Regions from separate parts of the Mus musculus genome. Here regions 2, 3, 4, 5, 6 and 7 are each linked to region 1. Evidence: chromatin loops called from intact Hi-C (ENCODE). Cell type or tissue: heart. All regions are shown on one strand. Each heading gives the region's core, and the rest is flanking DNA. Links, peaks and the distances in the headings are about the cores only. Region 1 overlaps Mast4 (microtubule associated serine/threonine kinase family member 4). Region 2 overlaps Mast4 (microtubule associated serine/threonine kinase family member 4). Region 3 overlaps Mast4 (microtubule associated serine/threonine kinase family member 4). Region 4 overlaps Mast4 (microtubule associated serine/threonine kinase family member 4). Region 5 overlaps Mast4 (microtubule associated serine/threonine kinase family member 4). Region 6 has its middle 13 kb from the start of Gm41046. Region 7 overlaps Mast4 (microtubule associated serine/threonine kinase family member 4).

Region 1 (4,361 bases), core at 140-4,139:
GCTCCCAATGGAGGAGCTAGAGAAAGTACCCAAGGAGCTAAAGGGATCTGCAACCCTATAGGTAGAACAACATTATGAACTAACCAGTACCCCGGAGCTCTTGACTCTAGCTGCATATGTATCAAAAGATGGCCTAGTTGGCCATCACTGGAAAGAGAGGCCCATTGGACACGCAAAGTTTATATGCCCCAGTACAGGGGAACTCCAGGGCCAAAAAGGGGGAGTGGGTGGGTAGGGGAGTGGGGGTGGGTGGGTATGGGGGACTTTTGGTATAGCATTGGAAATGTAAATGAGCTAAATACCTAATAAAAAATTAAAAAAAAAAGAAATAGTGCCCACACCCCCAAAAAAAAAAAAAAAAAAAAGATTCAGTGCCTTCAAGACCCTCTCACTATCTGTCAATCACCTTCGGGAGTGACCATAACACTCGAGAAAAGGGGCGTGGCTGAGAGAAACAGCAAGGAGGAGGCGCATGGGGCCTGTGGCCATAGGAAAAGGTGGCTCTCATCTCCTGAAGACTAGTATTGCCACAGGAAGGCAAAACTTTCTCTGCACGTTCCTTCCTCTCAGACCCAAGGTCACTGGAGTGGGGCCACCCTGCCCTCTCTGCCCTTCCTACCCACACTACACAGCTCTATTATTAAATGTAAACTTCATCTTTCCTTTCTCCGGGTCTCTCCAAAGCCACCAGACTCTGGTGACAATTTCATACCTCTCCTGACAACCTTGAAATCCTGTCAGAGCTCTCCTCAGAGACGGCAGGTAAGGCTATCTGTGAGCGGCCTGTTAATTGTATTCTTTAACTGTCCTCTGCAGAATACAGGACACAACTGGATGGGGACATCGTGGCTGTTTTACCCGAGGATAATACTAACAGATTAAATCAGATTCTACGGTAGATTCTTCACCCTGAATCATGGAAAAAAAAAAAGCAGGTTTCTTTCCAGGGAAAATATAACAAAATATAAAAATTGATTAGAAATAAGTCTAGAGAGCACCCTTATTTGGGCCTGAAGCACAAGTTTTAAAATGCACGCCAGTGATTTCACTGCCCCACTTCCAGGAGGGATACTCGCAGGGAGAAAGGTAAATGTCTACTGCTTGCTTCTAACGAAACACCTTTGACCGGTTTTTCCATAAAAGCCACAACTAATACACTCCCACCGTGGAGTTATTTAGCTGTGGTGTTTGATTACACATGCAGTGAGTTATTGATAATGCATCCAGTAACATAAAGTCTACTCCTTCAAAAGGAGCGTACGCTTAGCATGTTTCACCAATTCCTTTTAAGTTACTGGAAGGGATTTCTCCAGCTCAAATATATACAGCCTTTCGGTGATAACTCAAACACGGAAACCCAGGATACAAAAGCATCGTCCACACATTATTCCCTAAAGCTCAAAACACTATCGAGAGGAACACCTTTTTCTCCTTTGCAGCAGTGATCTGAGGCCAACTACCACGGAGAAAATCTCCATGTGACGTCAAAAAGCGTTTTAATCTCAGATTATCCAATTGGCTTTCTCACGAATGGTTTCGTGTGCTCTGACTGTTTTTCCTCCTATGGCTTGTGAGTCACAGTGCCTTGGTGAGTCATCTTGCCAACAGAGTGCACCTTTCTTTCACATGCATCAGAGATCCTTTAAAAGGGAAAGCAACAGTTTGGCTTGTATCCACCACAAAGGCTATCGGCCGATGCGCCACCTTGTGGACAAAAGTAACCACTGCATCGGTTGACTTCACAGTGGCTCTTTCACCAACCACCTTTTAAAAATGCTTGGCTTAAATGAGTTACTAGAGATGAATCGAGGTGAAAATACATCCCTTGTGTGTTTACATTTCTGTAAAGACCCACAAGAGGGCAGAGCATGTGGACACCAGGACAAAAGTGACTGTCTCTTTGTACTTACGGTACACAGATCTCACAGCATTAAGACATAGTCGTCACCTGTTAGCTTTATCCCAAGGGCTGTACTGTCAGGGAGGTACAAGGCTCTCAGGAACAGGTTCTGTGGCTGCATAATTTTGCCCATAGCTCTGACAACATTTCGGAACTCTAAAAATCTATCTGGGGATCCTCTTGTCAGGAGAGATTGACAGAACGGTGAGGAGGGGAGGGGAGCATCATGGTCTGTCACTGCCAAACACGTTTACCATCTTAACCCACAGGCCTGGCATCAGAAGGCAGAGATCTGTTGTTAGTGGAAACAGCCCAGGAAGGCAGGTTAAGACCCTCCAATAGTCCGTCTAATGTTCCCTATGTCCTTCCAACAAAGCACGGGCTGGCGGAAGCAATGCAGAGTATGGTGTTCAGTGCCTACTGTGTGTTTATCACATGCATGTGCACCTGATATTCCCTCTAAACACTGCATACCATGGACTCAGTTTGTTTCATGCTACTAGAAAGCAATGTTCAGACTCCAAACTACCCATTTTTTCTCTCAGTGGATAAAACATACACACACACACACACACACACACACTGCCCCCTGTGCTACTCGGTTCACAGAAGCTGTTTGTTCAATTGGTTGGATCTGAGATGTGTATGTGTGTGTGTACACTAAGCACTGAATCCAGGCTTAGTAAAGCAAAGAAGGAGTTGTACCACAGAGGAGCCCTACCCTCTGAAGCCCAAATAAATAGTTTCACAAAGGGCATTCTTAGGCTCTGATCTCCTATATCTTTTACTTCGGTAAATTAGAAGCAGAAATACAGAAGAGTGCTGCAAGGTTCAGCAGCAGGACCAGAGGAAAGTCCTGTCTTTGCCGTCCTTTCCTTTAGGGAGCCGAAATAGCACAAGAAGTCCAACGAGGAGGCTGGAGGCTGGGAATGGCTCCGTCTACAAAGAAGTGTTTACTGTGCAAGTCTGAGAACTTGAGTGCAGATCCCCAGACACATAGCTCACTTCTGTCATCCCAGGAGCTTACTGGCCGGCTAACCCCAGGTTCAGTGAAACTCTGTCTCAAAAATTAAGGCAGACAGTGATTAAGAGAGACACAGATGTCAACTTCTGGCCTCTGTAAATATATGCAGGAATGAGTGTTTTGCGCACACACTCTCTCTCTCTGTCTCTCTCTCTCTGTCTCTTTCTCTCTCTCTGTCTCTCTCTCTCTCTCTCCCTTCCCCCCTCTCTCTCTGAGTATGCACACATGCACACAGAGAAAAAGAGCAACAGGGGCAGGCAGGCAGAGGCAGATAGAGATGTGGTGGAGGAGGGAGGGAGGGAGGGAGAGCACAGAGAACATGGGCAATGGAGCAAATGAAATCTGTACCTCAGCTCTTCCCCACACCCCTCAATGCCCTTGGAAGGTATTCTAACTAATTGCTTCCTTTGATTTCTCTTCGCTTCCTTAAGGGAAGAGAAAACACATTTGCCTGTGTTTACTTCCAGCATTTTAGTTCCTACGTTTTTTCCAGACCTACAGAGTGTAAGAATAGAATTTCCCCCCAGATATCCACCAATTGTGTACATTTTTTTCTGTAATACTGTAGGTAGTTGAGAAAATGCATACATTCTAAACAGAAATGGCTTTTCAACCTTGCACCTTCAGATAAAAAGTTCCCCCCACAAGGTGCTAAAAGGTCAATAAATGCATACTGAGATAGAGACCCTAGAACAGTCTTTTAGGAATTGCACTTCCAATAAAAAAAGAGAAAAACCCTCTTTAAATGCCAAAAATAAATCAAATCTCCAGGAAGTGCTTTTTTATGTCTGTTCTGGCTGACAGCATTCTTCTGTTTTGGAGTTTGGAGTCAGGCACTTCCAGCCTTTTATCCAGAGATGCATCAGCTTAGCCCTTACCATGCCGCCGCATCAGTACCAACTCTGTACGGATAATACACTTCTTCACCATGACAGAAACGGGAGAACAGCAAAGGCAGGGCCTGGAGGGAGGACCAGGAAGCAACCAAGCATGGTCAATAAATTCCACAGCAGACAGCCTTCTGTGCTCCACCCAAGGGCAACACAGAAAAGCTGCCCTCCATAGCAAACTTTCTATCCCAAGGTCTCAGGGTCCCCCTCCTAGCCCCCCTTTCTTAGATCAGCCTTGGCTCCCATCTCACAAACATTTCTATATTCTCTTAGTAACTTAGGCTGTCTTCTGACAGCAAAAGAAACACAGGTTGTTTCAGAGCAAAGATCTGACCAAACCAAACCAAACCTCTTGCCCTTGAGAATATATTTTTTGAGTTCTGCATTTTACAAACCATCTCTTAAGATTTTGGCTGTTTGTGACAGAGTCACATATGGAGCCCAGGTCTGGCCTCCAGCCTGCTGTGTAGCTGATGATGGCCTTAAACTCCTGATCTTCCTGCTTCTATCACCCAGGTGTTGGGATTACAGGCACGGTACCACCATG
Region 2 (4,361 bases), core at 165-4,164, 60 kb before region 1:
GGCTGATTGGCAAGTGAGTCCAGGATATCTCTTGTCTCCCTCTCCCCAGGACTGAGATTACAATTGTGTGTCACCATGCCTGGCTTTTTAAAAATTATATTGCTGTTTCTAGTATGTGCATGTGTGTGTGTGTGTGTGAGAGAGAGGGGGGGGGGAGACAATGAGAGACAGAGAAACAGAGACAGAGAATTCACAAGTGTGTATGTATATGGTGTATTCATACTTGTGTGCACATGCATAAAGGCTGAAAGAGGCTAGCAGATGTAGTGTTCTATTACCCGCCATTTTGTTCCTTTGAGACAGCATCTCTTACCCGCCCTAGTGTTAGGATGCTCTTGGCAAGCCCCAGTGGTCCACCTGTCTGCCTCACACAGAGCTGGTTGCAGGGCACATACCCATGCCCAGAGTTTTATGTGGATTCTTCTCGGATCCTCATGCTGACACAGCAAGTGCTCTTACCTATGCAGCGATCTCTCCAACCCCACATCTGGCTTCTCACGTTGGTGCTGGGGAATCAGACTTGGTCTCCGTGCCTGCTGTCTTCCCAACCCCACATTTGCTTTTCTCAGGATCATATACTTATGCTTCTTGGCTCTCCATCAGTGTGTAGGAAGGTCTTTTTAATGCCAACAGAAACAAACTTTGTAAGCTGAGACAGACGTACATGTGCTAGCTTTCAAATGCTGAAAGAGCCCTGCTTTTCCTGGTATACGGCACGCCTGGGGAAGATGGCAAGACACTGTATGATGGCTGAAGACAGAAACCACCCCCTCTGACCCTGGCCTCTCTTTCTTCTTTGCTGCTTCTTGGGCGAGCAACTGAACTCATGCAGTGAATCCTTGCTGAACGGTTGGTTACAGGTTTCTAAGGAAGGCAGTAGACATTCAAAATGGAACATGGTCTGGACACAGAGGATCTCATCACCTGGGAAATGGGAAAACAGTTTCCTTGTGGTGGGGCTTTGTCATACAAGCTGACAACTATGTCTCAGGAGTTGTCTCACAGATTTGAGTAACAGCCAGAGGAGAGAGAAAAGTACTGTGTGCTGGCCATGGAATGTTTTCCTTCTGATCTAAACCATGGCAGAGATTTACAGATCTGGTTATTTGTATCTGACTAATACCAAACACACCTATGACATCAGGCAGCCTCCTGCTCACTAAGAGACTCTACTTTCCCTCCCAAGTTCACAACTCTCAGGATGCAAGGGACAGACTCAGGTAAGATCAAGAAAAGGCAACCCTGCAGCAATTTCTGTCATTTTCACCTTAAAACCTCATCTTTTACAGAGTGCTTCCCCTCAGGATCATAAGCTATTGACCAGAGAAAAGAAGAGGGGGCTGGTCTCCTGTGTTCTTCAGAGGTGCCTGCTATCTGTCATGCTCTTTCATGACCTGGATGCTGTTAAGCGTTAGGAGTGCTCTGTACAGGATGCTCCAGTTTGTCAACATTTCTCAAGCTGTAGCCTTATAAAACTATATTTATCTGGGAGTTCTACACACACACACACACACACACACACACACACACACACACACACACACACACACAGAGAGAGAGAGAGAGAGAGAGAGAGAGAGAGAGAGAGAAAGAGAGAGAGAGAGAGAGAGAGAGAGAGTGTAATTGTTACTGCCAGAGATGCCAAGGGTACCATCAATGCAGAGCATCTCTTCACCAGCTAGTAATGGCCATCAGGAGGCAGCAAAGTAGGTAAGAACAGGCTAGAGAGGCTCAGTAGTTAAATTCATTTGTCGCTCTTTCTAAGAACCTAGGTTCGGTTCCCAGTACTCACACAGCAGCTCATGGCCATCTGTAATTATAGTTGCAGGGAATCTAACTCCCTTTTCTGACCTCTATAGTCACAAAAACCACACAGTATATATACATATATTCGGACAAACAATCATAAATATAAAATTATATACACATGTGTGTGCATATGTGTATGTATGTATGTATGTATGTATGTATGTATGTGTATAATCTTAAGGGGAAAGAGTCAAGGACAATGCTAAATATTATGGCTTATATCTGTATGAGGCTCATGCATGCAGGAATGGGAGCAAGAGGCCAACCTGAATTACAAGGCTACTTAGCAAGAGTCTGTCTCAAAAAGCCTGAAGCACAGTGAGGAAGGATAAATGAGATGAGATAAGATGGGAGAGGGAGGGGAGGGGAGGAGGAGGAGCAGAGGGAGGAATCACTACAGGAAGGGAAGACTACAAGCAGTTTAAAAATACTTCGTTGTCTCCTCTCAACAGCTTATCTCTTCCTGAGAAAGATGGTGCCACTGTTGCTTTGCACTGGGCGAGGGCTGAGGGAGTCAAGGAGAGGACTCCGGAGTTAACTAGCCCTTCTTTGGCTTCAGAGCTAGTAAACAAAATCTGAAAATAGCTCTTTGTGCTCTCAAAGCTGGAGTGCAACTACCATAAGGAAACGTCCCAAAAGGATGATGGCTCTTCCCTGGCTGCTATCATACCCGTGACTGACAGCTACTGCAGGGACTCATGCAACACACATGCCCGACACTGATGCTGTTTAAAAGTTCCTAACCTTCCAAGTCTTTTCTGACCAGAACTCATGGATCTGTCCCTGTTCATGATCAGAGTCCTGCTGGCGCTGCCAACCAGCATTCATTATCATCTCTGCTTAATTTATTTGCCAATTAAACTATGTGTTTGAAGGTATTGAGTTAAATCCTGCAGATTATAATATTTCACACCTAACATCCTGGTAGACTAATAAAAATCCACTGTACTTCTCAAAGATCACAATATCTTAAGCCCCTATTTTATAGAATAGGGAGGAAAATCCAAGAAAATGTAGACCAGGCTTACCTGATAGCTAATGCTGTTTATCGACTTGATAGGATCTACAAGTACCTATGGGATAGGCCTCCAAGCTTTTCACTGTAGAACTGTCTAGATTTCATTACTTGAAGTGGGATGACTCACCCTAAGTGTCATGGATGCATTTCATAGGCTGGAGTCCTGGGCTGCATCAAAATGAGAAAGTGGCCATACATTGCTTTCTGCTCCCTGACTGCAGATGCAGAATGCCTAACAACTTAATAATCCTGCTGCCATGACTTCTCTACCGCGATGGATGGGACCCTTAAACCATGAGCCTCAATAAACCCTTCCTTCCTTCAGTTCCTTCCATCTGGTACTTTGTCACAGCAATACGAATTTACCTACTAGGTTATTATTTACCTAATAACTATTTAAGTAATCATTTACCTAATAACAATGATAACAGCAATCCCAATTTAAAAGACGTTTACAATTTGGTACTGAGTAACTGCTTTAACCATGAGGTCACTACCTCACCAGACCCTCAAAGGCATCCTGATGTGACCGACACTGCTTTGTGAATGAGAAGGCGAAAGCTAACCTGCAGTGATTAAGTGATTGGCTTCAGGTCACAGTTAATAAGTCTCAGAAATGAGATTCATGCTCATTTCAGTTGGGACCAAAGATCACTGATAGATGGCTGATGTCAGGAGGAGCACACAAACAGAAACTATAAACTCCCTCAAAGATTTCTATTAGAAATTTATGAGCCCTAAAGTCCTTTATTAAAAAAAAAGTTCGAATAGTGCAACATTTCATGTTGTTTTCTTAAAAAAACAATTCCCAGAATAATTATGGCAACTAACTTCCTATCCCCTCCCTGTCTTTCTATGTCCTTAAATATAGTAAGGAGTATTGCATCCTCCCAAAAAGAAGAAATTACTCTTTAACACTTGAAAATTCCCAGGACTAGAAAGGTGTTAATTACCATCTAGAAACTCCATGCATAATAAGGCTCCAAATTGTAGATAATTTAAAACCCATCCCTTCCATGTTTAAAAAAAAAAAATCAATCTATTTTCTTTTGACATGACAGAAAGAAACACAGTCCTGTGATTTCCCACTCTCTATTTACAACCATCTCTGCAGCTATGAATTCTGGTCCCTTCCTTCTCCAACCTTGGGTTCTGAGGTCTCAGAGATGTTTATTCTTCAGGTAGGCAAGGATGAAAAAGGATCAATCCTAAAAGGTTTACACTAAGCGGAAAGAGAAGACCATCTGCTCTGAGATAGCTCCGGGCTGATTTTCCCAGCAGGGGAGCCCAAGTTTTATGAACCTCATTCTCATTAGAGAAAAGGAGAGAAATTGCTGAGAATTCATAGAAAGGATTTTCAAACCCTACAGCAGGTTCAAATGATGTATCCTCACAGGCAGGTTTGGGTTGCTGGATTATCTGCGCACTGTGGGAGTCTGGGGTTTGTTTTATACAGACGGATAGAATGTTTCAACACTTTCTGGTCTTGAAATGTATCCAGTGCTCTGCCTCCTACTATTTGCCCTCTCCTGCT
Region 3 (4,361 bases), core at 159-4,158, 310 kb before region 1:
CAGTGTATCTCTGCTTCTACAGGAAGGGGCTTAGAAAGGGAGACGAGAAGGGAAAAATAGATTTAAGAAAGAAACCAGTGTCCAGGCCACTGCAAGCTCCGGCTTCCGAGAGGAAAACCATGTGCACTCTTGACGCTGTGCAGCAGATGAGGAATATGAGTCCAGAGAGTCAGAAGGATATAGTGCCTGTGAGGCCAGGACCTCCTCCTGGACCTGCCAGGGCCCCTGCTACGGAGTACACGCCAGCAACATCCATCAGGCAGAGCAGTTGTGCGCTTCTTGTTTGTTTAGTGGTTTTCTCCCTCTAGGAAGGCTATGGTACTGCTTAATACAAAGCATTACTGGGCTGGGCCCTCACTTGTAACAAAACCACCTTACAGAGGCTGAGCCCGTGTCGCCCACTCACTGAGACGCCAGGCATCTTAAATTCCGTCCATTACCTTTGGGAACCTTTCTTTGTAGACATGGTTCATCATAATTATTTCATGGTCACAGCAGGCGGGGGACCGTCCAGGGCTGCAAGCAAAGCAAATTACCCTTTTAAACCCACCACAGTATCAGAGGAAAACAAGCCTTTTATTTATAAACAGTCAGTTGCATCGGAAGTACTATGCAACCCTCATATGAGAAGTCGTGGTTCAGATGATAAATTACAAAAATCAGTCATTAGCACGCGCATAGACACATGGACCCCCAAACCACACAAACACAATAGATAGGATGTAAAATGCAAGCTTAAGGAGTGCAATGGCACAGAGTAATTCCAGTCACGGTACCCTGGCTGAAGATGCCCTTGCAGTGAGACTATGTCATGCACGTGGCATGAGCTTATGTAGCTGTGGCAACCAATCAATGAACTGTGGTATCAAACAAAACGGGGCGGCCACTAGCAGCACCATCCAAGACGTATTTACCAGTGCAATTTCACACTTCTCTCATACACCTGCGCTCTGCCACGCACCGCCAGGGAGGGCGGAGAGCCTGCCATGGCACAGGTGTTCTGGTGAAATCCATTTTCTACTCTAACACATATTTATTTGGGATGCTGAGGTAGGCATTACATATGATAAGAAAAGAGGCATACAACTCATTGTGTGCTTTTGTATGTTTGCCACTTTGTGTTTTCGTTTTTTGTTTTCCTGTAAAGATAGTTGTATAGTTTGGGGGGGGGGCTGTATTCTTGGGTACACATAGCTTAGTCTAGATGCCCTGGATACTTCTTAAGGAAAGCAGAACCTTCTCAATAAACCACGGTGACTCTAGATAAGGTGGAAACATTTTCTTTTATTCTAGATTTCAAAATAAATTCCTACATCCTGCAATTATACAGTGTGGATTCCTTTGGTACTAGTTTATGATATTCTATGAACAGGAAACCTAGAGGAAAACTCCTTCTTAGTAAACTTCCATGTTGACCTGATACCTAAGCAAGCTCAGTTTTAAAGACTAAAGCTTTAGCAGGTGGACATACATTCTGTCCCCCTGAGATCTCATGATGACGAGGAGACACATGCCCTGATTCCCTCTACTAAGAAGACCTGTTGCCCAGCTTCTGGGTGTACCATCAGCACAAGTCTAGAGTTGGCCATCTGTCCTGCAGGATAGCCTCAGCTGCAGGAGGGAACTTCCTATAGTGACTAGATCTTCCCAGGCTACTGCCGAAAAAAGACCAATGACTAACGAGCTGCAGCAAGGGTATATACAGAGGGATAAGTCTACAGGTATCCCAGCCTGCAGTGGGCTGAGGGTGATGGCCCATACTAAACTGGGACTTCTCCTCCTCCCTGGGCCTGCTTCCTCCTTTCTTTCTATTCATGAGCATCTGCGGAGCTCTCTCATAAATGTCCTAGATAAGGCCCCTGGTTGGAGATACTTCCATCTGGAAACATTACTGTGACAGCTACAGTTCAAAGCAAGGCTAGAAGCCAGCCCTATTCAGTACCTAGAGGACTGCATTTGCCAACCACAAAACTTAGACACCACAAGTCCTAAGAAGGTGCTCATCATTACGGAGAAAATAAGACTTAGATGGGAAGATGGAATAAGAAGACTACAATGGGTTTTATAATATCAAATCTGGGGAAGCTATCTTTCCATTTATTCTCCCCACACCCTTTTCAACAAACTTCTCTGTCTTTGTATGATACTATAAACTGCTCTTGCACCATGGCTAGACTTTTTTTTTATAGTCTCTATGGCTTTTATAACAATTAGTGCATTGTGAAAACTTAAAAGAAATATAATACCTCTCTATGGTTGATTAATGATGTCATCGATAGGTGGAATACCACACTTCTATTTGTGACAATTCACAAACCAGTGAGCACATACGTGCAAATTACAGATATGATTGAACACAAATAATTTCAGTAAACAGCAGTGTAGGTCAGGTCTACACACCTGAGACTCCGGGAACGTGGACGCATGGGTGTGTTTCTGCACCGGTTCTCAGTGGCGATACTTTCTGTTGTGCAGAAGTGTTTGGATAAGAAGTGTAATTCATCTGGGGTTGGCTGGTATGGTAGCTGGTGCAACTTCTCCTGGGAAGAACAGGATGACTGAAAGAAAGCAGAGGAAAGTTAGGAGACAAACTTCCAGGGACAATTCTGGAAATGAATTAGAGCATCAACCTTGGGCAATGTGGCCATTGAACGCTGGTTTCATGAGAGCAACTAAAGCCTAGGTGTAGGACATGACTTCTGAGCGTTCACCATGCCTTCTAGATGCCCCTCCATTTGACTGCAGCTTCTCAAAGACTGAGTCCTTTCTGGGTTAAAAAAAAAAAAACCAAACCTGTGAGATGGACAGAAGCTAGTTAAAACCCAAGGAAGAGACTCCTGCTGCTGTTCCCAGCAAAAAACTTTTATTTGTAAGTAAATAACACGATTATATGCTGTGAAGTCATAAAAAAGGTAATGAAACCTTCCTCAATAAAAGCACGCTGCTCTTTGATGCAAATGCCACCCATGTGTGTTATGGGCACAAGGGAAGGACAGAGAAGTATGTATCTTCCCTTTCCTTATTTGGGGGTGGGCAGGTATGGGGCAAGAATGTTCCGTCCCTTCTCCACTGAACAGTTTAAGTGGAGGTCCTGGGGCTTTATCTCTTCCTTGCTCTAAATTTACCTCTTAAAAATCATCGCTCAACATCTGGAATGTGATGGAGAAGGTGAGCATCTAAGGACAGGTGACTTTTAAACAACCTGACTTCGGGAACTGGGCAACGAAGGAATTGTTAGCTTCAAGGTTTAGTGAGTGATAAACTCAGCAAATCAATGCTAATAAAAGAGATTGAGAATTCTTGAATACATGGAAACAGGGCTAGAATAAGCACATGTTTGAAAGATACTAGTCATTTGAAAATGTCAGTTCAGGTAGAGCTTTGCATTAAACAAACAAAACAAAACAAACAAAAAAACCAACAACAAAACCCTGTGCTTACGAGAGAATGCACTTCATAAATAGTAAAGTACCGTGGTTCAGTAGTAATGGAAATTAATGACCATAGCTGAAAATATCCTACACCTTGAAATTATAAAATGCCCTGCTAAGTACATAGTAAGATAGACAGGGATTTTTATAATGTAATGAGATTATTTTATAAACCATAAAAATGAGAACACAAGAGAGAATTATGAGATAAAGCGAAGCTTTATTCGGGGTAAACAGGCACTCTTAAAAATACTTCCACTATGAGAAAAGGAAATAAAACACATGAACTAAATCAATTCAGAAAGTCTAGAAAAGAATCATAAAAATCAAGCAGGAGAGAAGCAGGGGTAACAGCAAGGACAAGGGATGTAACGGAAAACAGGAGAGATTTACACGGAGGGCTGAGGGTGTGGCTCAGTGGGAGAACACTTGATTCACACGCACCAGGGCCCGATCCCTAGCACAGGGAAAGCCAAACTTAAAACACTCACACACGTGTGCACATGCACTCGAGAGTGGGTGTGTGTGTGTGATAAACTAAAACCAGAATGTATATATACACAAACGTAAGAGAAAAAACACTACACACAAAGTGAAAAACTAAAAACAAACTACAAACACACACACACACACACACACACACACACATACACACACACCTCTACCTTATCTATACCTTCACAGGTAACTCTCTGCCCACATTTCTATCTGCAAACCCACTTCTGCATATAAGTTTCCAGCAATCATTTTGAGTAGCAAAGTTTCAACTGATGTGATAGGAAATTATGTAAAAATCGTCTATCCACTTAGTGTGAATGTTGATTCAGGTTGCTACAGAAATATTAATATCCTGGATTATGACTTGCTGGTTCTGTGACTGATGGGTTATCATGTACAGGGAACCCTGTCTTTATAAAACTGAAAGTTAAT
Region 4 (4,361 bases), core at 180-4,179, 300 kb before region 1:
ACTCAGGTTCTAATCAAAATTAATGGTTTCTGAAGAGTGTGGAAGGAGTCCCAGCTGGTAGTTCATGCAACATGAACTGAGGGTCTCCAGTGATAATCCCGTCACGGTTTATGGTTTATTTGTCAAAAATTAACATGCCTGGGAGGTTGTGCTTTTTTTTCCCCATAGCGCAGAAGCCAGATTCATCTGTCCTTCAGTCTCCCACATAATTATTAGATGCTCTTCATTTTTATAAATCTGGCAGGATTAAGGGACTGTGGCTTAGGTCATGTTTTCATACACACTGCAATGATTTGCACTTATGACTCGGGGTAGTGGGACGCACCCACACTCCATTTTGGACTACAGAGGGCACTCTGTTTATCGACCTTCAAAGTTTTTCCTCCCTACTTGGAATAGTGAACCATCAGGAACTAACAGTCACTGGGCAGACACACTTTCTGGGCCAGTTACCTTCTGCATTTCTTTTGCAGTATAATAGTTAGAAGAAAAGCTTAATTTAAAAAAAAAAAAAAGAGTTGGATCTCAGAGAAGATCCAGGTGTAGGTCTCAGCAAGCTCTTTGAGATGCTGTCTTAATCATTCTTCTAACTCAGCCCGCGTGGGATTCAGAGCGGCCTTGAGCATATGATGGGAAATGACTGCGGTAATGAGAGAACAAACATTCTCCTTGGATTGGGACTTAGTGTAGACTCTTAATCATACAGAGTTCTGGAAAATGCTGCTGGAATCTTAATTACAATACAGAGCTCTGAAACTCCTTTTCTTAGGATTTCAGAACATAAAATGGATCACACGCTGACAAGTGTGCTCATTAGTGATGTGTAGAGGAACAAAGGCATGTACTCTGAGACAGAACTATATGGTTTGGGACATGCTATCTGAATTCACGTTGGGGTATAATTAAGTCTGTGAGAAATTCTTACAAATCAATGGGACATCCAGACCATAAACTAAATTTATTCTGAATATTTGGAGACCTGAAGGGGCATTTTGCAATCTGTCTTTCCTGGGTGGAGGAAGCAAGCCACATATGTGAGAAGAGAGAAGGATGTTTGACTGAGAAAAACATACTAATTCAGAATCCAGAAGAAAGGGCTGAGGCTACAGCAAGGGGACCAGCCCGGGAAAAGCTTGGACGTTAAAGGTGTCAAGTAAGGACACTTCCTCTTAACTCAGTTCCCTAGGAGCAGAGGCATAGCGCCTAAGCATTTGCTGCCTAATTCTAAGTATAACAGTAGTAGAAGAGAGCTCCAGATATATTGGCGCACGCCTTTAATGCCAGCATCTAGAGGCAGAGGCAGGTGGATATCTGAGTTCGAGGCCAGCCTGGTCTACAGAGTGAGTTCCAGGACAGCCAGGGCTACACAAAGAAACCCTGTCTGGAAAAAAAAAAAAAAAAACAAAGTATTTCTTAGCTCTGTCATTCAATTGTTCCCAAGTTCACATCTTGTAACCCAGAGTCTCATTTTTACAAAAAGGACAACATATGACAAAAACAAAAGCTTGTACCAGGACATAGATGAATATTGCCTGCATAACAACATCTCAAAAAAAAAAAAAAAAAAAAAAAGGTCAGTAAAAATCTGTTCAGGCTGAATCATGCTTGCTCTAAAGATGGGAGAAAACCCAGAGAGAAGGACCTCCCTGCCTTCACAGGGGCTCACATTTAGCAAAGGACCAGGAGAACTCTCTAATGCTAAGACAGAAGTCATCACGAAACAGTTAAAGCCAGTGTGTTCAATGTAACAAGGTCCTTTGGTTGCAGAAGGCTTTATGTGATAATGAAAAGGCTCTCACAAGACAGAGCCCTGAAAGAGAAGGTGGGAGGAGGAAGGGGGTTGTGTGTGTGGGGGGGGGGGGGCGGGGGAGGGGGACTCGAGCAGAGACATCCCGAGGGACCACTTTATGTCCCACTCAAATGGCCATCCTTACCTCCTCGCAAATGAGAAATGGGCTGAGGCACTGGGGGAGAAATTCCTTGGACTGTCTTGAGGGCTATTTCCTGTGGAGAGAGAAAGAGAAATGAGCAACCTCATTTTGTTTTTGTACCATTATCCATATCCAGAATCTTCTTTCCAGTAATCAGTTTCTTTACAGTTCTACAAAATAGCATTTCCTCTAATAATGTTTCAGCTTTGCCTCGAGCAGGGATCTGGGAAGCAGTCGAGGTGGGGTTGGGGGTGGGGATGGGGGTGGGAGAACACCAAGTTCCAGCACAGCCTTCCAAGTGGGCCAAGCAAGGGAATACACATGGTCACCACTATAACCTAAACAGGTTGGTCTGTGGAATAATGAGCACATACACGTTCAGTGTTATATCTTCAGAAGCTAACATTTACGTGGGAGGGAAGCTCAGGCTGTCCTAGGAGGTGCATTTTATTTTGTGGCAGGCAGCCTTGATATGAAAGAAAGAGAAAAAAAAAGTCTTGAAAGGGGGAGGCTTGGATTCCAAGGCATACATTTAAAAGAGAGTTGTGTCAAGACTAATAAAATACGAAGGAGAATCCAGCCATCTGTACCTATTTCTAAAATGTCTCAGGCTCTATCTTAGCATGGCTGGAAGAACCTGGCAGGATTAACCCTCGCCAATATTGTCTTCAGCAAGCCCCATGTCTCTAAGCGGCTGGAATGTGACTGGCCAGGCAGAAGATTCTAAAAGCCATGGCCACAGGGAGATGGCAGCACTCGCCTCTCCTCGAGTCCTCCACAGGCCGAGAAGGAGCACAGGAAGGAGGGCAGCTCCCTGGGGGCTTGTTACTTTCTCCATCAGCCGGCTCAACCTGCTGCTGATCATTGACAAGGCTTGGCAGGCAGCTGGCGAGGGCAAGTTCAGGACACTCCAGACCACGCTGCTTCCCCTGCATATTTAATGAGACGCGCTGCATTGTGGGAGGACCACTTGGGAATGGAGCTGGTTTCGGGAAGGAGGTGAGAAAAGGCTGCAAAGTAGCTCTGTAGTTTCTTGAAAAGTGGAGAGATAGATCGGGGAAGATGCCCTTCATCCCCAATAGTACCACCACTGCTGTGGCACTGGCTCAGTGAGAGTGACCACTGTAGTCAGCTATAAGGAATGCCCAGCTGCGGGAGGTAAACGATTTGTTATTAGTGTGCTAAAGAAGAAACAGCCTAACACCTAAAGGACTGTAAGTTTAGTGTTACCTCGAGGACTTCTTACACTGGCTACATCTCCACTGAAATTTTTCAATTAACTTAAGGTTGCAAATTTTATAGTGTTGTCTTCAACAGATGCTATTAACTTTATGACAGCACAATCAAAGCCATTCAACGGGGAAGCGCTGAGAAGCCGTTTCTTTATAGAGAGGCAAGGAGCAGTCCCCCTGCCACAGTGAAATTTATCATGTCTTTACATCTGCTGTTCCCGGGGCCCCTGGAGGAATGGATTTTGCTTTTGCCGTCCAGTAATCCAGGATTCATTCTGTCTGTTTATCTACACAGCAAATTAACTTATTTTGATTTCTCTCAACAGCATTCATTTCCCCCACTCCTAATTTAGCGTGTGTGTCACCCTCTGCATTCTGTGAAAAAGCTCAATAATTTCAGGATGGCTAAAAGCCCTTGCTTCCTAAGGGGGTAACATAATGCGTGGAATCATTGTATAGAGGTTGGGGTTGGTTTTTTTGTTGTTACTGTTTGTTGTAAGTTTGGGAATATATTCATGTTGCTTGTACACCATGGAGAGCAAACGACCAGTAAATTATTAGTTGTAACAAAAACAGTTGCTTGCTTGAAGCCAAGACATTCTGACCACAGTCCTTTCTGCCTCATTCACAAGAAGAAAATAACACCAAGGGAACCTGGCCCGATCCCTAGCCTGTCTTCTCTGTACAGAGAACACGTAAGCTGAGGGTTCATGTGGTGAGTGGAAACAGAGAGTGCACTTTTAAACACCAAAAATGGGGGAAAAGGAGAGCCGGGAGATAAGCATAAAATGGCGGCCGCTAGGAAGCCAGTGCCATTTTCTTAAACACACATGATGATCTTCAAGCTTGAGGACAGCTAGCCAGAGACAGACTGAGAAGACTGATTTAACTCTGCCCTTCAAAGACATCCAAGCTGCCATTGCCAAAGCCTCCATTAACCATTCCTGGACTTATAGCTTCGCTCCCTGGGCTGCCTACCTAGGTATGATCGAAACTTCATTTTTTTCCCCCTCTCACTTGGTTTCACCCTGCCATAAAAGCAGACCCTAGATTCCTTTACCTTCAGCCTCAGGTCTATGGGGCCATCTGTGTATCTTAACAACTCTGCATCTCTATTTGTCCAAATGTTGGCTGAAAAGGTGAAATGAGATGTATACAGCATTCACACAGCTGTCTGTGAGTTGTTTAAGAACTAGAC
Region 5 (4,361 bases), core at 236-4,235, 120 kb before region 1:
GCTATAAAATATGATTCCTGTTTAGAGGAGAATTAAAAAAAAAATACAAAAACCACAGGCGATGAGAAATAAGTGTTCTAAGCTGTGTTTACTTTTACTGAAGAAGCAAGGGGTACTATTTTGAAACGCTCAACACAACGTTTTGTTGGGACTTACTTAAACCAAATGAAGACTATGAATAAATGAAAGGATTTAATTGCTAAATTTCATGGCGTGTCACAGAGAAAATAGCAAATTTCACTCTGCCCAAGATGAATAAAAAAGTCGGAGGGTAGGGAAAGAAAACCGGCGCACATTATTTACATAGCCTAAGTAGATATCAAAGATCGCAGACATGCTCTGCGGAACAGAACTAATCGCTAGCCTGTGACCCATGCATAGCTAATTACCGAGCCCAAGGTGGAAAAAACTGTCAGAGCAGCATGCAGACCGGCCTTCATCATTTCTATTGTAAACAAGAACCTGCCACGCGGAGCATTTAGCTGCAAGTGTAGTCCTGACACAAGCTCATTTCCCTTCATCTTTCTCTGTTTTACCTTCTTGATGTTCCTGGGGAAACAGTGTTGCTCCCTGACAGCCATGACCTGTGGGGTTGCCACCTGAGTTCCTGCCTCTTTGCTGGAACCAAATAGTGCACCTGGAGTCTTTTACAGGAAAGAGACCTTACGAAATCACTACCTTATAAGTAAATGAGGGGAGAGAATGTGACATTTCTTTCTAGGGTTGGACTCTTCTCTGCAACACATTTTCCCGAGGAAGGCTGACATCATAGAAGCTGATGAAGTTTCTGGATCTATCTGATGAATGTGGAAGAGCTTTTCCCAATGCGGACTTCTCACGTGCTCTTCCAAGCACACCTTGCAGGCTGACAAATAGGCTTGTCTGTAAAAAGCCTGCCCTGGTTAAGATTTCGTAGACGACTGAGAAGGATTCTCATGTTACATATCTTAGACATGAGGGCATTAATGATGTCCTTGTACCACCTCATTGTTCCTCTTGAAACAAAATAATGGAGGTGACTCCTGTTTTATAGAATTTCCACAATACCCCGCAGATAGCATGGCTTTAGAGGACCCTCTACATTCTTTTAAAACTTCAGTGAGACTATCCAAAGAGATCACCAGGGTCAATGTTCCCATTCTGATAGTGACTTCAATGGGAAGAGCTCGCAGCCCTGTGCTTGGCTGTTCCACACCATGTATAATAACCCCCTGGCTACCTGGAGGCAGCTCCGCTTTCAGTATGATCTGTAGATCAAGAGGGGCAGAGACGAGAAAGAACACAGGCAATAAAACCCAAATGATCTTTGGAGCATCTAGATCACTGAAGAAAATGGAAAAAATAATTAATAAATGAAACCCATTGCATGGTGAGTCCAATCCCATCTTACTGACTAGTAACAGTTCTGAGAGCTTTGTCAGCAATGTGCTAAGCAGACTGATCCAAGCTGGCTATGAACCTTATGCCATCGAGTGCACTTTACACCAAGAAATATGGTACATAGGAAATACGGTACACTTCTAGCAAACCAGCAGAGAAATTTTTCCCTTGGCACAGATAATCTGGGTTCCTAGTAAGTACCAAGGTTTACTTAAATTGCTAAAGTCGACAGTCTGGGGGCAAAACTAGGGAGACAGGAATGGAGGCTAGGATATAAAGTCCAACAGTGAGGGATATGATATCCTTTATGACACAGGTGAGTATGAATAGCACATATTAATGGCCGTATCAGTGACCTAAGCAGGAGATACTGGGTAAGGGAATCATATAACTGTGACTCTCAATGCCACTCTTAGGAACAGATAAAATAATTTCTATGAAGCTCCATTTTCCCTAAATCTTGTCCTCGTGAAATTGTTCATCTCCAGGGAATAGCTGTGCATCCAAGGCTATGGAAAAGCATGAATAATTCAGGATGCATAGGGATGCTTTCCAGTAACCTTTATTTACCCTGTGCTGCTGTGTGGGGCGGGTCCCCCTCCACAGACTACAATATGACCTCAGTCCCGAAAGAACGGTTTTATACTCTAGCAATAGCCCTGCCTCTTCTGGTTTCCTCACAGGGTCCTATTGCCCCAGAGAGCCCAGGTGTGGCTACTCTGGGGGGCGGGCGGGCGGGTGGGCAGTGGGGGGTACAACGACAGTGTTTTCCTGCCTTAGACATTTGAAACACATAGTAAATGCAAATGTTTATTTTCAGAGGTTTTATTCTTTGAAGAAATGAAGTTTCCTGATCATTCCTCATCTATTTTTCTATTCATAGTCTCTCTCTCTCTCTCACCTCTCTCTTTCTTTCTCTATCTTTCCCTGTCTCTTACACACACACACACACACACACACACACACACACACACTTTACTGGCCTAAACGCAAGGAACACGCAACTTAATATAAAGACAAGTCTTTTTGGAAAGCAAAATCCTCATGGGGTCAGCTGAATGGAGCTCAAGACGACTGTTCTTCTTGGCTGACAACAGCCAGTGAGATTGTCCTTCTTCTCTGCTCTGTGAGCTAATGATAGAAAACAGTGGCGCGTCCTCCACAGTGCTGTCCTTGCCAACAGGCTGCTGCTGTCACAACTCGATGCTTTCTGGCAGGAAGTGGCCATGCCAACACCATTTATGGTGGCGGGAAACGGAGTCCGGATACAAAACATGAGCAGCTAAGGAGGACACGGCCTCAGAGTCTTTTCCTCCAACTCACATAGAAGATGCTTTGGGGAAGAGAAGCCAAGGAACACAGCAGCCCAGCGCTTTATATGGTCCGTTCGTTTTTCTTGGACCTCCTCTGTACAAGTCCTCTACGGGCTAGTGACTGGAGTTCCTGTGGGGAAGATCTCTCTGTGGGGTAGGTACAGTGTACTGGCTAGTTTTGTGTCAACTTGACACAGCTGGAGTTATCACAGAGAAAGGAGCTTCAGTTGAGGAAAGGCCTCCATGAGATCCAACTGTAAGGCATTTTCTCAATTAGTGATCAAGGGGGAAATTTCGGCCCCTTGTGGGTGGTGCCATCTCTGGTCTGGTAGTCTTGGGTTCTATACGAGAGCAGGCTGAGCAAGCCAGGGGAAGCAAGCCAGTAAAGAACATCCCTCCATGGCCTCTGCATCAGCTCCTGCTTCCTGACTTGCTTGAGTTCCAGTCCTGACTTCCTTTGGTGATGAACAGCAATGTGGAAGTGTAAGCTGAATAAACCCTTTCCTCCCCAACTTGCTTCTTGGTCATGATGTTTGTGCAGGAATAGAAACCCTGACTAAGATATACAGCTATATAGAATAAACTGGTAATTCTAATATGTGATGTTTAAATAGACCACCGCTTTCTTATGTAAGAGAAGTTCAGAAGCATCCAGGTAGTCCAGGGATGTGTTGGTGGCTACCAAAACATCCCATTCAAAAGACCTTATTCAGCTTTCAACCATTTTTTGATTTTAATTAATTAATTTATTATATGTATGTACCCTGTAGCTGTCTTCAGACACCCCAGAAGAGGGCATCAGATTTCATTACAAATGGCTGTGAGCCACCATGTAGTTGCTGGGATTTGAACTCAGTACTTTCGGAAGAGCAGTGCTCTTAGCGACTGAGCCATCTCTCCAGCCCCCCAGTCAACCACTCTTTTTTTTAAAAAAAGATTTATTTTACGTATGTGAGTACACTGTAGCTGTACAGATGGTTGTGAGCCTTCATGTGATTGTTAGGAACTGAATTTTAGGACCTCTGCTCACTCCAGTCAGCCCTGATCGCTCAGTCCCCACTCACTCCGGCCCAAAGATTTATTTATTATTATATATAAGTACACTGTAGCTGTCTTCAGCCATACCAGAAGAGGGCAGATCTCATTAAGGGTGGTTGTGAGCCACCGTGTGGTTTCTGGGATTTGAACTCAGGACCTTCAGAAGAGCAGTCAGTGCTCTTACCCGATGAACCCTCTCTCTGGTCCCCGAGTCAACCATTCTTAATGATCCAATTTACCTACCATGCTCACTTCCTGTGTTGGCTGCTGTGGCTCAGCCAACACAAATGTACTGACTGACAGGAAGGAGGAAGAAAGAAAGAAAAAAGAAAGGAAGGAATGGAAAGAAAAAGGGAAGGGAAGGGAAGGGAAGGGAAGGGAAGGGAAGGGAAGGGAAGGGAAGGGAAGGGAAGGGAAGGGAAGGGAAAAGGGTCTCTAGCTGGTTTTCTGGCCAGAAACTTCTGTTTGTCTCTCATGGTCCAGAATACAGTACATATGTTCTGACTATAGGATAAATAATTGTATTGAGAATGAAGCCTAGAAGATATAGTCCCTTGGCTAAGTGCATTTGTATATATATAAAACTTCAGAGTTTATCACAAACACAAAAGGGAAGGCAGGAGACCCTTA
Region 6 (4,361 bases), core at 99-4,098, 430 kb before region 1:
CTGAGGAAAGCTGCTAACAGGGAGTGGAACCAATCTAGGAGAAAGCAGTTTGTTGCAGTCAACAAAGATGAAAAAGGAGTGGAGATCTGAAGACTGCTTTGACATCAGCCATGGAGATGCAGAGTTTGGAGTTTGCCCAGCTGGTTTCCTGTCTTTCTTTGGGGATTACAGTTAAGTAATTGGATAAATCTCAGAAGAGACCTTGAACTTTGGACTTTTAACACTGTTGAGACTGCTATAGACTATGAGGACTTTGAAAGTTGGACTAAATGCATTTTGCATTATTCTGTGTTTAAATATGGCCCCCCATACATTCATGTGTTTGAACTAGCCTATGGGGACTAGGGAGTGGAATGTGATGGTTTGTATATTCTTGGACCAGGGAGTGGCACCATTTGGAGGTGTGACCTGGTTGGAATAGGTGTGTCACTGTGGGTGTGGGCTCACCCTAGTTGCTTGGAAGTCAGTCTTCCACTAGCCGCCTTTGGATGAAGATGTAGAACTCTCAGCTCTGCCTGCACCATGCCTGCCGGGATGCTGTCATGCTCCCATCTTGATGATAATCGACTGAACCTCTGAACCTGTAAACCAGCCCCAATTAAATGTTGACCTTAATAAGAGTAGTTTTGGTCAAGTTAGTTGATGCTCATTATACAGGACACAGGAAATACTCAACATATTAAAGTAGGGGTTCATGTGTTTGTTTGCTTTTAAGGGTTTTGGAGAGGTTGTTGGGGAGCCAGGTTATGTCAGCCCACAGTTCATTAAATAATACAGCCCTTCCTGGCAGGGAGGTCCTGGTGTCAGGAGCTTGAGGCAGCTGCTCAAGTTGTATGCAAACTCAGAAAGCAGAGACTGGTGAATCTAATGTGGTTTGAAGTTCTAAAATTTGGGCGCGTTATTTTGTATTTGGAACTTTTTTTTTTTTTTTTTTTTTTGATAGGGAAGGAAGTGACTACTTTCGCATCTGTGAAACATGTTAGTACGGAGATAGTGGAACAAATGGGGAAAAAAAGCCTGTCTTTGCCACCAGGAGTTATCCCACCCCCATCCCCATTTCTGAGGCAAAGAACATTATGCTTGTTTGTTTTTCTAAAGGACAGTGTAATATACACTGATGTCAAGATAAAGCAAGGTAATAAGGCTTATAAAGATTTTTTAATTATGCAAATTTGCTGAAGGGCATTTTTTGCCAGATACACAAAAATTGCATTCAAAGAATCACAACTCTGGACTGGAGAGATGGCTCAGCGGTTAAGTGCACTGACTGCTCTTCTGAAGTTCCTGAGTTCAAATCCCAGCAACCACATGGTGGCTCACAACCACCTGTAATGGAACCCAATGCCCTCTTCTGGTATGTCTGAAGACAACAACAGTGTACTCACATATATAAAATAAATAAACCCTTAAAAAAAAAGTACTACTAGTTCTAGAAAGGACCAGGAACTGGTAGCTAGACAGTCCATCCATTTACCCAACCATAATTGTTGGACGGACTCCTAATACACTATGAGGAAAGGCAGGCCTGTGATGTCACCAGTTTTACTACTAATAGAAGGAAATTTTCAAGCAAACAAAATATTCAGAAGCTGCAATAGAATTTAGCACAGAGGAGAGTAGTGACTTTAACTTCTGCACGGAGTTGTCTCCGGGGCATGGAGGATATTGGGGTATATTCATTGTTCTACAAACACCTTAGGGGTATGGAAAATGATGGTCATCTCTTAGTCTCCAGAAGTTGCTAATACAGCCTTCAAGCCACAAGGACACATCAGCAGTACAGTGCCACACAGGTCCCCAGTAGAGGAATGTCTCCTGGTCCTCAGAGCAAGGCTGAAGTGCCATGATTGTTCTCCTGGTAATCTCCATGTGACATTCAGAAAGTGGCCACTAGGTGGCAGCTGCATGCTGCGAAGAAATAAACCCTACTGTACTTGGTGCTCAGAAGCCAAACTTCAACTAAGTCCTGTGCCTGAACAGAGGATGGAGACAGGTTGGGGTTTACTCTGACCTCAGCCCACAAGCAGGCGAAATGGGGGACTGGGTGTTCTGAGCACCTCTGAAAAGTTGAAAGTTGGATTTTAATTCATTCGTATGAATTAAAGTAATTTAAATACAACAGCAGATGTTCAGCTCGGGTATTTAAAAACCTTTAAATCAACCTGGCTATGAACACAGGAGTCTGACAACCTACTTCCTCAACTGCGAATTCTATTAACAGACAGTTCCATTGAAAATAATGAAGTTAAGCTATGCTGTAAATGGCAAAGTCACCACTGAGGTTGACATAGAAGTGTGTTATAACCACCTCAGTAGCTCTTCTGTCACCTCAGAGTTACCATCTTGACCACATTTGGAAAGATCTACCCTCCCAACAAGCTTGATTCATACTTGTATGAGTTATGCTGATTTTATATTGATTTATGTAACATTTTGATGTTGTTTTGAGATAAAGCATATTAAATTTCACCTTCTTTCCTTTCGCTGCGTGGTTTGGTTTGGGAGGTGTTTTGCCACTTACTGAGAGAAAATTAAATGAAACACAGAGGTAGGAACACACTGGGAGAAGACAGCAGCCCTCTCCAGGCTCCTGCGGAGGCTGTTCCTTTCTCTACCTGCCCCAGGGCCCTCCAGTCCATGTCTCTCCACGGGGATACTTGCCTTCCTACCCAACTCAGGCATTTTCCTGGTGGTTTGGATCCTCTTGGTTCAAAGAAAAGTAGTGATCTTATATTTTCCTTCTCTTCTCTCTCCTCTTACTCCTGCTTCTCTCCAGCTTGGTCCCACGGTGCGTGAAGAAAGGAGCCTTCCTGCCCACTCACCCAGTTGTGTGCCAGTTCTGTAGCTTGTGTGGCAGGTTCTAAATTCTTACAGCAACTCTTACTGTCTACTTCTTTTTTTCCACTCTCTCTTTTCTTTTCTTTTTTCCTTTTTCTTTTTATTGGATATTTTATTTATTTACAGTTCAAATGTTATCCCCTTTCCTGGTTCCCCCTCCGGAAACCCCCTATCCCGTCCCCTCTCCCCCTGCTTCTATGAGGGTGTTCCCCCACCCACGCACCCACTCCCACCTCCCTGACCTGGCATTCCCCTACACTGGGACATCAAGCCTTCACAGGTCCAAGGGCCTCTCCTCTCATTGATGTTTGACAAGGCTAACATATGCAGCTGGAGCCATGGGTCCCTCCATGTCTACTCTTTGGTTGGTGGTTTAGTTCCTGAAGCTCTGTGGGGGGAGGGTCTGGTTGGTTGATATTGTTCTTCCTATGGGTTGCTAACCCCTTCAGCTCCTTCAGTCTTACTGTCTACTTCTTAGGAACCAAAGACAGACAGACAGACAGACAGAGAGGGAGAGAGAGAGAGAGAGAGAGAGAGAGAGAGAGAGAGAAACAAAGAAACAAAGAAAATTTAGAAATACAAATTCTAAAAAGCAAAATGTAGATAATGGAAGTAATAACAGATTTTTTTTTAATAATATTGTTCTCTCTTTTTATATGTTGATGTGGGCAGCAGGTCCTTATGTGTGCCTGAGCAAAATGAGGACTCTCTGAGGGAACAGTGGGGGTTATAAGCAAAAATAGCACAAGAAAAAGCTCTGGGGGTGAAGCCACAAAGGTGAGCAAACCTGACTGCGCTAATGACTGCCCCACCCCCATCCTGTGTCCTTCCACCCCACACCTCACCTCCACTTAGAATGTCCGGCCACTTTCCTTCCTGGATTCATTACTCAAGAATCATAAAGAATTATAAATGACCTAGAATGTTTGCTTCTTGTGCATTAATGATGTTAGATTATTCGTTCTCTCTCTCTCTCTCTCTCTCTCTCTCTCTCTCTCTCTCTCTCTCTCTCTCTCTTGAAAGAGAATACCAAGAGTCTTAGGGATGGGCTGGGTCAGGATGCTGTGCTTATCTGGCATCAGATGGGGTGTGTGATGTGTAGTTAGCCACTGGCTTCAGAAGGCTGAGCATTTGGTATTTGCCTGCTACATATTCGTAGGATATAGTTCCAAAAGTTCCTTTTGGTGGTGGTGGTGGGGGGTGGTGTCATGTTTCTTAACTAGGATAATTGTGTAAAAGCTACAAGCCCTTTTCACTTTAATCAGAGATAAGCATGCTTAGATTTGGGGGAGAAAAAAATTATATATACATATACATACATATATATATATATATATATATATATATATATAGAGAGAGAGAGAGAGAGAGAGAGAGAGAGAGATTGAGTTAGAAGGCAATCATCTTACATGACTGGGAAATGAAGCTTCTAGACTTTGGGAGTTATTTAACAAAATTTCCAGTGCCAGGCCTGAACACCTCCTTATGGGTTATTGATTGAAGGCACCAGAAATCCCCAGAAC
Region 7 (4,361 bases), core at 85-4,084, 310 kb before region 1:
AACAAGCTCAACCACTTCAAGGACATAGACTAGTGCTTGTTTTATAATATTACAAAAACATAATTTAAAAAATTATTTAGACTCAATGGTCTGATTCAGTATACTCACCCTTTATAACTCATGTTAATAAAATGATGTGTGATTATTAGGAAAAAAAAAAGTTGCATCTTGTACTCTCCTGCTATTCATGACCAGGAGAGATTTATCACCTGAGTTGTTATTAACGCTGAATGAGGGCGATACACGGTGATAACGGTGCTATAGCCAAGAGCCATGGATTTAAGCTTTTAGTGTGAGGAGGCGTGTGGGTAAGGAAGTCACAGAGCCAGGAATCAGTACTGTTTATTTGTGGCTTGGTTCTAATTAAAGGGACCCAAGGGTCTAGGGAATGGCAGCACTTAAAACATTTTCAATTCCTCTGGGAGGTATCCCGTTTCAGCACACATTTTGAAAATGTATGGTCCTACATTTTCACATCTGAAATCGCCGGCAATGGCAGCTGCCATAATAATCAAGTAGAATCTCAGTGGTACTTAGTAACAATTTTATCCACTGATGACACCCAGGATGGCAGGGGTGGGCGGGGGTGGGGGAGGGGCTCCAAACGGACAGCAAACTCCCACAGCACAGCAAATGGAAAAGAGCCAGGAAAAGAGAGGGCCTCTCCCCACGCACTACTCTAAGAGATAGAAAGCGAACCCAACAGATGTTAACAATTTGATTTTAGAGGTGCCCTAGAAACCCCACATTCCACTCAAGCTTCTGCAAACACAAGCGTAAGGAGGAGGGGGCACTAGTTAGTTCATCTCACAAGTTTTAGTTTCTTATCAGTTTCAACATGCATCAGTGGCTGCACACTGAGCACAATGCTGTGGGGTGGACAGTCCGAAACAATAAACTGTGGCTTTTGACAAAATGAGGAGGGAACTGAATTAGAAAAGGCTTCACGGTTTGGGCTGCTGGATACAGGGCATCCAGACCACCTTGTTAGGCATTCATTGAATACTGTGTGACCTCTTGGGTCTTTCTAAACCACCACCTGGTTCTCAGAGCTCCGTGGTCACAGAAACTCCTCTAACTTAAACCAGGTAGGCTTGTATCTAATCTACTGAACAGTATTCAGTAACTGCTAGGCCGGGGGTTGAAATGTTATCATTATCCCCTTCCACAGACTTACTAAGTTCCTTTGTTGTTGTTGTTGTTTGTTTTTAAGTTGTTAGGGTAGAGACAAATTTATGGCTTTGTGTGAGGGAGGGCATCCTTCGAAGGAAAGAGAAAACAAAACAAACTTCTGTCTCAGCCACACACAAGAGAAGAGCGAGTCCATCAAAGTTGAACGGAGTCTTCACGCACACATCCGGTATGGAGCGCCAACACTGAATGTAGACTGTGTTGTTTTCCCCAAACTACATCAAATGGTATTAAGATGAAGGCTCTCATCCTCCAAACGTGTCATCCTGGGCCTTAGACTTTTATGCTCTGTAGTTTGGAAGCTTCCAGAAACTGTACCATTTCTACATTGTTAGGCCATTGTTTGACACATATCTTATTCGACGAGACATGTGGAATTTGCCTTTTCCTTCCCCCATCAGGAACCACCCAGAGAAAAACAGAGCATAGATTAGTTCTGTGGTTCTGAGGTGAGGAGAAAAATGAAGCACTTACGGAGACGGTGGAGCTTGGGGTATTTGTCCCATAGCCTGAGGAAGGGAGAGAAGCCAGAGACCAGCGGCGCCCATCCGTTCTGTGGATAAAGGGAGCTCGGTTAGGTCAAATGTGGAAGTGCTGATACCAGGGAACCCCAGAGAACCCCCAGGGAATTAGGTTATCTTTAATCAAATGACATAAGCATAGTCTATGAGGATGTGAGAATGCTTGGCCTGGGTTAGGGTAAACAAACATTATACAGCAGGTTGCCTTTTATTTAATAGGAATCAATACACCCAAACAAGTAGAAAGTGAATGGGTTGATCCATAGTATTGATCTCTCACTAATACACTTTGACAAAATGAATACCGGGGATAATTACAATGGTCAGACTCAGCAGATTCGAAGCAGTGCAAGCAGAAAGGGAGAGGAAATGTGTTCTGTGTGGAAAGGACAACTGCCCAGTGATCTCAACGTGGTCCCAGACTCCATCAGGGTGCAAGACCCTGGGGCACGCTCAGGGCCTTCAGGAGGTTTTTCACCTGGGATTTCTAAGCATGTAGTTTTTCTTATTGTAAACAGAGGTGGTGGGGGGCACTGGGCTCCTGGTTACGTCACACTCTGAAGTAGCAAGTAGCTTTATGGTCAGAAAGCTTGAAGCTCAGGCTTTGGAGAGTTATTGCGTTCTGACATGACCTGGCTTCATATAATGTTGGTGCAAAGGTCATCTTTGTTTGAGTCTCTGAGCCTGCAGCAAGCTCTGCCCAGTCACCCAAACGGCTGGAGGAAACCGCCTCTACTCATAATGGAAATGAACACAGAGTGAAGTCACCTGCTCCAGCCTCAGAGTCCAAGCAGCCAGGGTCCTTAAAGAGAATGGCTTTTGTCCTTGAATGGTGACTAAATGGAGTTGGACTGTGGGTTCAGTCAGGACCAATACAGGGGTCTGACGTGAAACGATGCAGTAGTTATTAGCCATGTTGCTGGGAGGGCAAGGGGCTGCCACAGAGCAAATTTCCAGGGATTTCTGTTATTCTAGAGCTTTATTCGAAATTTAAAGTAAGATCATACTGTATATGTATGTATGTATGTATGTATGTATGTATGTATGTATGATAAACTGTCAGAGGAAAAACAAAGACGTGGAAATTTTCCGAGGGGCAAAACAGAAAAACCACATTATTAAAAAGCTGCACTACAGTCTTAGAGACAGGATCATGTTGAGACGTTCTGTAATTCACACTTTTGTTCATTTACCAAGGGGGAGACAGCAACGTAGGAAGTCTAACACAGACACGCTCACAGGAAGCTGAAGTCAGGGAATTGGATAGCATCAGACGAGTTTGAGAAACCACACTTTGATGCCCATATGGAAAATGGCCACTGTAGCCTGATAGTTCAAGGCAGGTCTTCTAGGCTACGGTGGTGTCACCTCCAATAAACGCAAATGGTCCACAGAAACAAGATGGAGGCAAAGCAGACACATCACAGAGTGATTACAATGCTAAGATTTTAGTGAAATTTACCTGTCATTTCTGTGGCCATGATTGGAGTACAATTGAAATCAAGTATTTAAAAAAAGAAGAAGAAGAAGAAGCAAAATGAGATGTTTATAAATATACCAGAGAAAAGTAATTGGGGTGATTAAATCATGTGCTTGTTTAAGAACATTTTTATGTAGATGAAAATGTTGAAATTTCTAAGGAAAACAATTACAGCATGCACATAAAAGGTACAACCACCAGTTAAAGGGACACAGGCAGATCTTATATTTAGCTACCTATTAAAATATTTAAAAGCAATGCCTGAGTATTCTATCTTAACCACTTTTAATTTAACAAAGAAAGGGATATGATTTTTTTAAAAGAACTGATCAGTCCATTTCATAGCACTTATCAGAAACTAGACTCTGGAAAGAGTGAGGAACTCATTTCCCCAGCATGGGTTGTTTTGTGATTCGTTAACTCCCCTTTCCCTCAGGTACCCACAGACATATTTCAGATGGATGAGCAGTTCCAAGAGGAGACAAGTTCTTATTAATTCTGAAGTATGAATTACATTTGCTTAGTCCAGAAAACACACAACTGGAAAGATGTTTAAACAAGAGTGTGCTCAGTTCTTGGTACAGCCATCAACCAGAAATAATTCATGTCTCATAAACTTCCCTAAGTTGCCTGTGTCTGTTTACTCAAATGGAGCAAAAGGACCATTGCATTTTTCGTTGCCATGACAACCGCACATCAGAAAGTTGCTATATATGCTACATGCAGTACTGAGTGGAGACAGTGCCCCCTTCCCATGGAAGACATCACACAGGCACAACTTGGATCTGACTAACAATGCTGTCTTTTCTGTTTAGTAGTGATTCAAAGACAACGTCCTCATCTTCCCAAAGCAACAAGATTCTGAGGAGATTCTTTTCTTTCCAGGTGGAAATCTCAATGTTGCGTCAAATCAAAGAGGAAGGGAAACACCTCTGAGAATATAGGACACAAAGAGATTGGAGGTGGGTGGGGCCAACTCACAAAACATTTACTTTTGTGTAGTACACAAAAAAGCATGAATGCTCTGATTCCAGCCTGACCATTTTAATTGCATGAAGAGAAAGCAGGTTAATGTGTCCAGTATATAGTTAAGTATAAGCAATATACTATACACTGTTGGGTCAAATTCAACTGTATCAATCACCAAGTAAAATATACTCCAGAAAAAA

The links. Peaks named below come from ENCODE experiments on the same cell type or tissue, not always from the same donor. Only the 100,000 strongest peaks of a DNase experiment are listed, where the experiment ranks them.
Region 2: it touches region 1 in a loop (4-fold over the local background); 3 of 42 quality-filtered maps call a loop at or near these places.
Region 3: it touches region 1 in a loop (2.1-fold over the local background); 3 of 42 quality-filtered maps call a loop at or near these places.
Region 4: it touches region 1 in a loop (2.7-fold over the local background); 16 of 42 quality-filtered maps call a loop at or near these places.
Region 5: a loop joins it to region 1, with 2.0 times the contacts of the local background. A loop is called at or near these places in 2 of 42 quality-filtered maps.
Region 6: a loop joins it to region 1, with 5 times the contacts of the local background. A loop is called at or near these places in 20 of 42 quality-filtered maps.
Region 7: a loop joins it to region 1, with 2.3 times the contacts of the local background. A loop is called at or near these places in 14 of 42 quality-filtered maps.

What each region holds. Positions count from the first base shown.
Region 1 is chr13:103,108,420-103,112,780 of GRCm38, forward strand. All of the region lies in intron 3 of Mast4 (microtubule associated serine/threonine kinase family member 4), which reads right to left. Among named protein-coding and RNA genes, the nearest start is that of Gm30050, 14 kb to the left of the region's middle. In heart, for the core only: a CTCF peak has its summit at 1,718 (motif pointing left); no DNase peak of the experiment used is centred there; H3K27ac peaks cover 1,425 bases.
Region 2 is chr13:103,048,526-103,052,886 of GRCm38, forward strand. All of the region lies in intron 3 of Mast4 (microtubule associated serine/threonine kinase family member 4), which reads right to left. Among named protein-coding and RNA genes, the nearest start is that of Gm30050, 46 kb to the right of the region's middle. In heart, for the core only: a CTCF peak has its summit at 1,697 (motif pointing right); no DNase peak of the experiment used is centred there.
Region 3 is chr13:102,795,646-102,800,006 of GRCm38, forward strand. Mast4 (microtubule associated serine/threonine kinase family member 4) reads right to left here. Exons shown (of 29, transcript NM_175171.3): 8 at 2,401-2,558; 9 at 441-516. Among named protein-coding and RNA genes, the nearest start is that of Gm17160, 36 kb to the left of the region's middle. In heart, for the core only: no CTCF peak of the experiment used is centred there; no DNase peak of the experiment used is centred there.
Region 4 is chr13:102,808,567-102,812,927 of GRCm38, forward strand. It overlaps Mast4 (microtubule associated serine/threonine kinase family member 4), which reads right to left. Exons shown (of 29, transcript NM_175171.3): 6 at 1,935-2,004. Among named protein-coding and RNA genes, the nearest start is that of Gm17160, 48 kb to the left of the region's middle. In heart, for the core only: a CTCF peak has its summit at 2,670; a DNase peak (open chromatin) is centred at 2,795; H3K4me3 peaks cover 839 bases; H3K27ac peaks cover 652 bases.
Region 5 is chr13:102,991,718-102,996,078 of GRCm38, forward strand. The region is part of intron 4 of Mast4 (microtubule associated serine/threonine kinase family member 4); the gene reads right to left. Among named protein-coding and RNA genes, the nearest start is that of Gm30106, 86 kb to the left of the region's middle. In heart, for the core only: no CTCF peak of the experiment used is centred there; a DNase peak (open chromatin) is centred at 2,614.
Region 6 is chr13:102,676,806-102,681,166 of GRCm38, forward strand. No RefSeq gene overlaps it. Among named protein-coding and RNA genes, the nearest start is that of Gm41046, 13 kb to the left of the region's middle. In heart, for the core only: a CTCF peak has its summit at 1,885 (motif pointing right); a DNase peak (open chromatin) is centred at 1,896.
Region 7 is chr13:102,802,977-102,807,337 of GRCm38, forward strand. It overlaps Mast4 (microtubule associated serine/threonine kinase family member 4), which reads right to left. Exons shown (of 29, transcript NM_175171.3): 7 at 1,666-1,744. Among named protein-coding and RNA genes, the nearest start is that of Gm17160, 43 kb to the left of the region's middle. In heart, for the core only: no CTCF peak of the experiment used is centred there; no DNase peak of the experiment used is centred there.